2 separate regions of the Homo sapiens genome follow, and region 1 is linked to region 2. The links are chromatin loops, found by intact Hi-C in ENCODE. Cell type or tissue: mammary epithelial cell. All regions are shown on one strand.

Region 1 (5,000 bases), 230 kb after region 2:
CAAAATAGCACTAACAGACACATGCATCCTGTGGCAGTACTTTTCAAACTTTTTGATGGCTAAGAATCACATTTTATACTGCAACCCAGAATGCACATAGGAGTGACTCAAAGTCTCATGAAATTACAGAACTCTTATAACATATGATGATGCTGACACTTGCTGTCTTGTTATACCTAAAAAAAATTACTGGTAGTAACCCACTAAATGGATTTTATGACCTTCATATTGAAAAAACACTGTCTTATGAGATTAGTTTAAAAATTGATTTCACCAGGAAGCATGAGATAAAAAATGACATGATAATTTCAGTAAATCCAGTCATTGGGGAGAATAAGAGATTTGGCTCCTAAATTACCTAGAGGGTTTATCAAGCATCTAGCAACAGAAAATTGTTATCTTACCACTTCTCTCTGACTGCCCACGGCACATATTTGGCAGAAGAGGAGAAAAAAAAATCTTACTGACTTAGAAATAAATGAATTATCCTCCAAAAGTCTTCCATCTAAAACAAATAACAACTACATTGAAAAAGGGAGAGATATGTAAGTAAAGGAAGATACATGTAAGACCTGCTGATGAGCTGAGTACATTACTTATCTATAGGCTGATGACAGTCATTTCAGTGAGCCTCAGCACTCCCGAACATATAAAAATAGTGCATTCATGATAAGATCAGATCTCTGGGGCAGATTTAAAGGGAGAGATAGAGCGAGAGATCACTTGCAGTATAAGCCTCAAACCTTCACTTATGTGTGTAAGATAACTATGAAGATTTCCTGCTAGAAAATTACTGCAGGCTGGATAAGGCAGGGTGTTTTTAACTGTTTTCCATGTACCCTATTTGTATTGTAAGTTAGCCAAAACTTTCTTTTTGTCTGCTCAAAGCATGCAGAGTCTTGATTAAATCTGTGGAATCAAACGGAGAACTAGGATTCTCAGGCTTGCTGAAACTAGAGGCCAGCGACAATAAACATTACTGAGAAAACTTCAGCTGATTTGACACTTGGGAGTGGCTGTGAAGTTAACTCCTCCCACACTTTTCTAGATTAGGCTCAAATGCAACCATCTGCCTGTTTGAAAAGCCCATTCACTTTTCTGCCACTAAGATAGAAATTTATTAATTTCAAAACAAAGTGAAGTTTAATACAGGAAAACAGGATCGTGATCACCATGATCACTTGCAGGGGAAAAATCTTCTGAGAACTTTCCCATGGATAATGAAAACTAAACCTCAAAATACGGTATTTAGGTAATTTTTTCATGTTCCAGCACCATATTGTTTAAATGCATTACACCTGCATTTCTGAATTTAAGCAAATAAAATGGTTGATTAATATTACTTGCAGATGTCACAAAGAAGTGATTAAACTTCTACCATTCAGTAAGTCCTTGGAGTTGCCTAAATTTTTCTCAACCTTTTAGGAAATGTAAGCACTGTTCAAAAAAGGTGTGTTCAAACAGTGTGTGTGTGTGTGTGTGCGTGTTACTTTTTATTACAACATTTTCAGATTACAAAAAGGAAGAATTGGCCGGGCCCTGTGGCTCACGCCTGTAATCCCAGCACTTTGGGAGGCTGAGGCGAGTGGTGGATGGTTTGAAGTCAGGAATTCAAGACCAGCCCGACCAACATGGTGAAACCCGGTCTCTACTAAAAATACAAAAATTAGCCGGGCTTGGTGGCACATGCCTGTAATCCCAGCTACAAGGGAGGTTGAGGGAAGAGAATCGCATGGGCCTGGGAGGCAGAGGTTGCGGTGAGCCGCGATCGCGCCACTGCACTCCACTCTGGGTGACAGAGTTCGAAGGAAAAAAAAAGGAAGAATTGTAGAAACACCAATACATCCACCACCTGTCTTGTGACACTTAATTTAGAGACAAAAATATATACAGAGTGCTTACTGAGTGTCAATCTCTCTTAAATATCATCTTTTTAAATTTATTAAAAATATATAGGCCGGGTGCCGCGGCTCACCCCTGTAATCCCAGCACTTTGGGAGGCCGAGGCGGGCGGATCACAAGGCCAGGAGATGGCGACCAGCCTGGCTAACGCTGTGAAGCCCCGTCTCTATTAAAAATACAAAAAATTAGCCAGGCGTGGTGGCATGCGCCTGTAATCCCAGCTACTCGGGAGGCTGAGGCAGGAGACTCGCTTGAACTCGGGAGGCAGAGGTTGCAGTGAGCCGAGATCGGCCACTGCATTCTAGCCTGGGCGACAGAGTGAGACTCTGTCTCTAAAAAAAAAAAAAAAAAAAAAAAATATATATATATATATATATATATACACACACACACACACACACACACACACACACGGCAGTTATTGTTATTGTTATTATTTTCTTCATACTCATTACCACCACCACTGCAGCACATCCCTTTCGGAGGCACTGTCTTGTTAAGAGCCTGGCATCTGAAATTAGATCTTACATAAACCACAGATTACTGGTGGGACTTCCGGTAAGTTACTTAACCTCTCTCAAGGGCTAGGTTTACCACTTCATGGATTATGGATGATGCCCCAAAAGTGCCTACCAGGATGCCTGGCACACAGTAAGCTCTCTAAACCACCACTCTTCACAGCATGTGTATGACATATGAAAGTGCGTCTTGATGAGGTTAAGTAAGGCGAAGCTGCTTTTCTTCCCCTCTAGACATTTGATTTGGAAACCCCACAGATCCATTCCCTTTAGGACGGGAAACAGCACGTCGGGGATCGCGCTATAATCTTGTACACATCTTTCGAGTTGGCTAGTAAATTTCTGGGGCGACATTACCTAATCTTCAAGGATCAACCAGCTTCCCGGAAAGACTGCTGCCATCAGCACCCTAAGGTCTTTCTTCCCGAAAGGCCCAGCCTCTAGTCGCAGCCGTCTGGGTACCAGCAAACACACCAAATCAGTTCGCGAAGTTCAGAGGACTTGGCTCTGGTATGTTTACAAGTCCTAACAGATCGCAGGAATGTTCAGGATAATTATTACCCCACCCAGGAGCGCCCAGCCCAACCCTCTCACATCTGGAAGGAAGCGGCCACACAAAGGAGAGCGAGAGAGAGAGAGAGACCTCCTCCTGCGGCTGCTTTCTCAGGCGGGAGAAGATTTAATACACGTCTCACCCCTTTTGTGAACAAGAGCAGGCACTGTTCAGTATCCTTCAAAGCACAGGACATCCAATGCAAGGGAAGAGTTTGTCCTCTATTCCAAACGAAATGGCATTTCTCAAAGTAGGAGCTAAAGATTATATTTATTTTTTCCTCCCCAGATGAAAATGAAAAGTGAAATACTCCACAAAATAAGAAGCTATTCACATGCACACTGCCTCTCCAACATAGGAGCGGCTAGGATCTGAAACACCTATTTGAAAAGGGCAGCCAAACGAAACCCTTAGTGTCCTCTGCTAACTCCAGGGATTTCCCCCCCCTCTTTTCGCTGCCTTTTAGAAGTATCTCTGGGGGCCAGATCTGGGCTTCATCAGCTTTTCTCCCGACCTCCCACGAACGCGCGGCAACCGAAGCACGCGGTCCCCGGCGGCGCGTTTGCAAACCCCACCAACGCCAACGCCTCGAAACCGCCAAACTTCCTGTCTCCATACCACCAAAGCGACCAAAGCGCCGTGCCAAGTGCCCCAGGGACTCCAGCGGAGGCTGCACTAGACCTCGAGCCCCAGGGCGGGGTTTTCCGCTCTCCCAAACTCCTGGGACCCGCACCTCCGCTGGGGGTCTCCAAACGTGCGCGCTGCGCCCGGGGCGCACCGGGCGCGCCCGTGGCCGCGTCTTGCGGCCTCGCCCTGGCAGCACGCTTGGGGAGCCCGGGGCGGTCGCCCACCTACCTGCTCCGCCACCTCCTCCCTGCGGCGCTCCGGGGCTGTAGACGGCTACTTTATTGTCTCGGCTGCGCACCGCGCGGGACCTGGGGACCCGGCTCTGCGCCAGTCCTGCAAGTCCACTCTGCGCTGTGCCTTCCCCGGCGGCGGCTGCCTTCCTCTTCTTCCTCTTCCTCTCTGTCCAAGCTCCAGCTCAGCACGTGAGCTACGCAGCCCGACTCCCGGGCTCTCTGGGCAGCCAGCGCCTGCCGCATCCCCCGGCCCGGGTCTGCAGGTCGCCCCCGCCACCGCCGCTCGCCGTGCGTCCTCGCTTTGCTCCACACTTACAGCTGTGCCCCGGGCCGCCTTTCTCGCGTCCTTCCGTCCTGCCTGCCTCCTCTCGCTGTCAGCCGGGGCTTTCGGCTCCCTCTCTCCCCAGCAGCCCCCGCCCGCCGCCTCTCCGGGGGCTGGGGCGGCCGCTGCCAATGAGGCTCGGCTGATGCGCTGTTCCGGCCCAGTCATTGTATCGGGAGGGAAGGAAGGGGAGGGGGAGAGGGAGGAAGGGAGGGGGCGCCCTCGGCCCCCGCCGCACGGGGCTGCGGGCTGGGCTAGCCTTCCCCGGCAGAGAAAGGGCGCCGGTGCCAGGAGGCGCGGAGCGGTGCCTGCCAGGAGGAGGGGAAAGAGGGGGTCACCAGCCCGCGCCTCTCCATCGCTCCCTCCGACTCCTCCAAGCTCTGGGCGGAACTTGATTCTGCCTCACCGGCTTCAGGCATCCCAGGACCTGAGTGCTGTTAGAATAAAGGGTATGAGGCACCGGTGGCAGAGGGAGGCGCAGAATGCACCCAGCCACCCAAGAGGGGCTGGCGAAATGACTCCTGAGATCCCTGCAAATCTGAAACCATTGCACTTGAAGACAGAAAGAAAAAAAAAAAAAGGCGAGTCTATCCCATATCAGGCATTTATCCCTAAGAACAATTTTTGTTTTATTATGCGTTCTTTACATGAAACTCGGGAGGCTCAGAGAGGTTAGCTCAAAATAGCTGATGAGTGACAGGGCAGAGATTCCAACTTGATCTGGTGCTGAGTGTAACACAGCAAATGGGAGAGGAAGGAGAGGAAAGGAGGATTCTTCATGAACGACTTCCTATTGAGAGTTTTTATATTCTCTTCAAATGAGCTGACAAGGAGAGAACCAAAGG
Region 2 (5,000 bases):
AACAAACATACATATGTGCATGTATATATTACAAATATCTGAGAGAAAAAACAAAAAACTGATAACACTAGTTGACTTTTGAGGTAAAAAACTAGGCCATATGTTAATATTAAATTTTTATGAAATATGAAATATTTTAGATAATCAAGAAGGAGAAAACTTCTGGTTCAATGAAATAAAACACACAGGCTGGGTGTGGTGGCTCACATCTAGCACTTGTAATCCTAGCACTTGGGAGGCCAAGGCAGGCAGATTGCTTGAGCCCAGGAATTTGAGACTAGCCTGGGCAACATGGTGAAACCCGATTTCTACAAAGAATACAGAAAAAAATTAGCCTAGTGTGGTGGTGCATGCCTGTTGTCCCAGCTACTATGGAGGCTGAAGTGGGAGGATCACTTGGGCCCAGGGAAGTCAAGGCTGCAGTGAGCCGTGATCATGCCACTGCATTCCAGCCTAGGCAACAGAATGAGACCCTGTCTCAAAACAAAAGCAAAAACAAAAACAAAAAACCAGACACATAACAATACCACAGCTTTTAAAAAAAGTACAGGGTCGGTGCTAGGCACAGTGGCTCATGCCTCTAATCCCAGCACTTTAGGAGGCTGAGTTGGGAGGATTGGCTAAAGTGGGAGGATTGCTTGAGCCCAGGAGTTTGAGGCTGCAGTGAGCTATGATTGTGCTACTGCACCCTAGTCTGGACAACAGAGGGATAACTTGTCTCAAAAAAAAAAAAAAAAAAGGCCGGGCACAGTGGCTCATGCCTGTAATCCCAGCACTTTGGCACTTTGGGAGGCCGAGGTGGGCAGATCCCTTGAGGTCAGGAGTTTAAGATCAGCCTGGCCAACATGGTGAAACCCTGTCTCTACTAAACATACAAAAATTCACTGGGCATGGTGGCGGGTGCCTCTAATCCCAGCTACTTGGGAGGCTGAGGCAGGAGAATCACTTGAAGCCAGAAGGCGGAGGTTGCAGTGAGCCGAGGTCATGCCACTACACTCCAGCTTGCACGACAGAGCAAGATTCTATCTCAAAAAAAAAAAAAAAAAAAAAACAGTACAGGGCTGAATACTCTCTGAGTGCCACTTCTGTATATATATTATGGGCTTACTGAGATTTAAGCACGTACTTGTTTATTTTATTTACTCAAGAGCCTCACCAAGTTCATAAACAGTTCTCTCTAGATTTTGACCACTGAGGGATCAAAAGGATTGATGACACTGGGGCTCAGAACTGTTTACGTGCCTTTTCCGAGCTTGTCCAACTAGTCCATCCATTTTAGGCTGTAAATTCCCAGAGGGCATAGACCCTCTTTTACTTGCTTACATAAAATTCAATCTAAGAACATGCTGATGGTGGTGGGATAGCGTGTCAAAATGTAATAAAATATATAATGGGCCAGAAGACATTTTCAAACCTATTTTGGTCCTTGAGTAAAAAATTAAAAAACAAAATCAGAAAATTCAAAGCTGTATTCATTATAAGTAGACAGGAAAAATGAGCATAAATAATAATATGAGTAGTAGTAATAATAACAATAGCTAGTCTCTATCGAGTAATGACTCTGTGCCAACCAAGCTGGAACTCTTTATACATTAAAGCTATATTTTACAATAAGCCAGTGAGGAAAGTGCTAGAGCTGGGATTTGAATCCAGGGCTTCCTTTCTTCTTCCCTCCACCCACCACCCTACCCAGTGGACTTGTATATAAAAGTACCCGGGACTTTCAGTACTGGAGAAAATGAGACTAGAGGGTTGAATCAGCTTTTATAATGACTTCTGACTCAGTCTCTGATACTCAGCAGGTTAAATGCCGGAAAGAGTGTGTCTTTGTTTCCATAGTTACAAGACAAGGCTTCTGATACCTGTTTCCAGCTTTCCTTGCAAGAATATTATAAAGATAAATAAGCTGATTAAGTAACACAAGGGAAGGTCCTTAGAACTACTGCTTTTGTGTGTAAAACAAAATAAGATAGGAGACTGACGTTAAGAGAGTCTTACACTCTATTTCATCAAGTTTAGGATGCCACTGATATAAAGACACATCCCAATTTCACAGACGTTTAAATGTGTGTCTTAAAATACATAACATATTTGATAGTATCAGATCTCAAAAGTTTTCTTAGGAAAGATGCATCATTTTAAAAGCAAAATAGGCTAGACATGGTGGCTCACACCTGTAATCTCAGCATTTCAGGAGGTTGAGGCAGGAGGATCACTGGAGCCCAGGAGTTCAAGGCTACAGTGAGCTATGATCATGCCACTGCACTCCAGCCTGGGAAACAGAGAGAGACCCTGTCTCTGAAAATAAATTGAAAGCATAATGTATATTTGTATGAACTTGCATGGAATGGTGTCTATGAATGAATGAAGCAAGTTGTACAATAGCATATACAGCATAAACCAATTATGTTAACCACAGATGCACATTCAAAACACTATTAAATATTGATGAACATTTTTAGATATATTTCTGGAGAGTCACACAGCAGCTTGCTAGTACTGGTTACCTCTGTGGAAGAAACTACAGTTGCAGTGGGAAAGTAATCAAAAGGGACTGGACTCAACCATGACATTAAAGAAGATATTCATGCATATATTATAAGAAATAGTTTTTTAAAAGGATAAATTACAAATTAGATTTTAAAAAATCCACCCACAATCTCATCAATAGGAAAAAGTCTAGAAGAATTTTTTAAAAAATGCCCATAATTCTACCACTGAAATATAAAGGTTACTTATTGCTTATAACTTGCTTTTGTCAAATTTTCCCATCAGCAAATATAATAGATCTAACCAATATCTTAAAAAGACAATCATATCTACCCCTCTCAGGAGTGCAGACCAACCACAAAGCAAGTTTTATTTTTGGCTAGAATTGCATCAACAGAAGGCCCATTGTCACAGTCCCATTGGAAGGGACAGTGATCAAAAGTCACAGTTGTGTTGTAAAGTCTATCTGTTATTTCTTGGTAAACAAAGCTTATTTAGCAAAGCCTTTCAAAACATGAGAAGGCAAAACAAAAAGTGAAATGGGTGAAGAGATGGAACCACTACGGTGACCTGAAGGACTGGTGCCTCAGGAGGGCCGTGACTGCCCTCTAGGGGTGAAAGACTAACTTTGCACACAGAGCTGCGCAAGGCCCTAACAAGCGTAATCTCAGAAATGCTATCCCTCTCCCAGTAACGTGACCTTGAATCTGTGGTTGTTGGTCATCATCACTGCTTTTATTGCGTAATTGCCATCTATTTTTCCGTTTCTCCTCTTGGCCTGTGGATGAGTTGTAGACAGTAGCTACTTTCATTGACAAAATGTTCCTTTCAGCTTTACCAAAGACAAAAGACGCATGTGGCATCTAGGCTGGAAAATAAACTCAGACGGCATCCTGGGAGGGCCCTCACTCAGTGGTTTTACGGGGGCGAAGGGAGGCAGGAGGAAAGTGCTGAAAGAAAATACTTTCCAAAAATATTTACCAAAGAAAAAGAACTAGGCTTGTGACCAAGACATTCCAAGGAGACACCCTTAGACATAAGCAATATTCCAGGCCCGCTCCCCAGAAAGGTAGAAATGGCCAATTTCCACCCCCTCAACAGCCCCGCTCATACTTCTTCTGAAAATAAACACGACTAGAGCCAGGAGACACCTCCCCAAACTGGTCATAATTCAAAAAGAGACTCTGCCGTCACTTGCCGGGGAGTGCACAGAGGACATTGTGGAGCCGGGGTTCTTGGAAAGACCATGACTATAGTTACCTCCTTTGGTTGAACCAAAGGAGGTAACTGGGAAAAAGGCTGTGTGAACCATTCTTCTCCCAGCGTAGTTTTGAGAAAGAAATCTCAGGGCAGACAACAAGAAGGGTGGCCCAAATAACTGAAGGAAGTCATTCCCATTATTCCTTTTCTTTTCCTTTTTGGACAGTGTCTCGCTTTGTCACCCAGGCTGGAGTGGCACAATCTCGGTTCACTGCAACCTCCACCTCCTGGGTTTAAGTGATCCTCATGCCTCAGGTGCCTGAGTAGCTGGGATTACAGGCGCCCACCACCACGCCCAGCTAATTTTTGTATTTTTAGTAAGACGGGGTTTTGCCGTGTTGCCCAGGCTGGTCACAAACTCCTGACCTCAGGTGATCCACCCTCCTCAGCCTCCAAAGTGTTGAGATTACAGGCGTGAGCCACCACACCCGGCCTACTATTTCTTTTCTTTCCGAAGAGAAGGTCTTACAGTCTGAACCCCTTACTTACGCACTGTCTGGTTTATATTCAACTGAGCTTGGAGCTTTTCCTGAAGCCTCCCATGTGGCCAGGACCCTCTTTTCCAGTCTGCCACAAACCTTGCAGTCTGAGGGACCTCTGACACTGCAAGTCAAAGCCGCATTCCTCCTCCCTATAACATCCTTCCATGGACTGGGTGTGCCTCCTCCATCTGTGTGACTAACAAGGCTCACCTATGATCTTGTCCCCACGATCAGGCCAACGTCTTCACCCTTGGGCAAATGTACCTTGTTCGTTGCCATGTTCATGCATTTGCCCACAAAATAACTCTTGCCTAGGATGTCACCTCTCATCTCCCCTCCCATCTATTTAAAGTCTACCTTACCTGCAAGATCCAATTTTAGTTACTCGTCTGTGTGACGCCTGCTCCAGTCCTCCTTCAGTTTCCTTCTTAACACTCCCTTACTGCAGTACATTGGGATGACAGCTCCCTTTTATTGTGGGCCGGTGCTATATGCTCTGCCTACCTTACCTGATTTAATAGTATTGAATACTAGTACCCTATTACAGGTGCCTTATGTAGTACATACTATATAAGGCACTGTTATTATGTCCAGCGTACAGATGAGAAAACTTGAGTGTCAGAGATGTTAAGTAACTGTTCTAAGGTCACACAGCTAGCTATCAAGATTCTCTGATACCTGCTCCTACCTCCCTCTCAACCCTCCTCCTGTACCACTTTCCCTCTTAATCTCTGTACTCTCATCACACTGGCTTTTTTTTTTTTTGTT

The links. Peaks named below come from ENCODE experiments on the same cell type or tissue, not always from the same donor. Only the 100,000 strongest peaks of a DNase experiment are listed, where the experiment ranks them.
Region 1: it touches region 2 in a loop (2.7-fold over the local background); 3 of 110 quality-filtered maps call a loop at or near these places.

The regions. Positions count from the first base shown.
Region 1 is chr3:69,538,378-69,543,377 of GRCh38, forward strand. It overlaps a transcript of FRMD4B not described here. Among named protein-coding and RNA genes, the nearest start is that of FRMD4B, 150 kb to the left of the region's middle. In mammary epithelial cell, no CTCF peak of the experiment used is centred here; DNase peaks (open chromatin) are centred at 2,984, 3,554 and 4,334; H3K4me3 peaks cover 2,570 bases; H3K27ac peaks cover 2,724 bases.
Region 2 is chr3:69,303,455-69,308,454 of GRCh38, forward strand. All of the region lies in intron 3 of FRMD4B (FERM domain containing 4B), which reads right to left. Among named protein-coding and RNA genes, the nearest start is that of FRMD4B, 80 kb to the right of the region's middle. In mammary epithelial cell, a CTCF peak has its summit at 3,100 (motif pointing left); DNase peaks (open chromatin) are centred at 1,777 and 3,167; H3K27ac peaks cover 2,490 bases.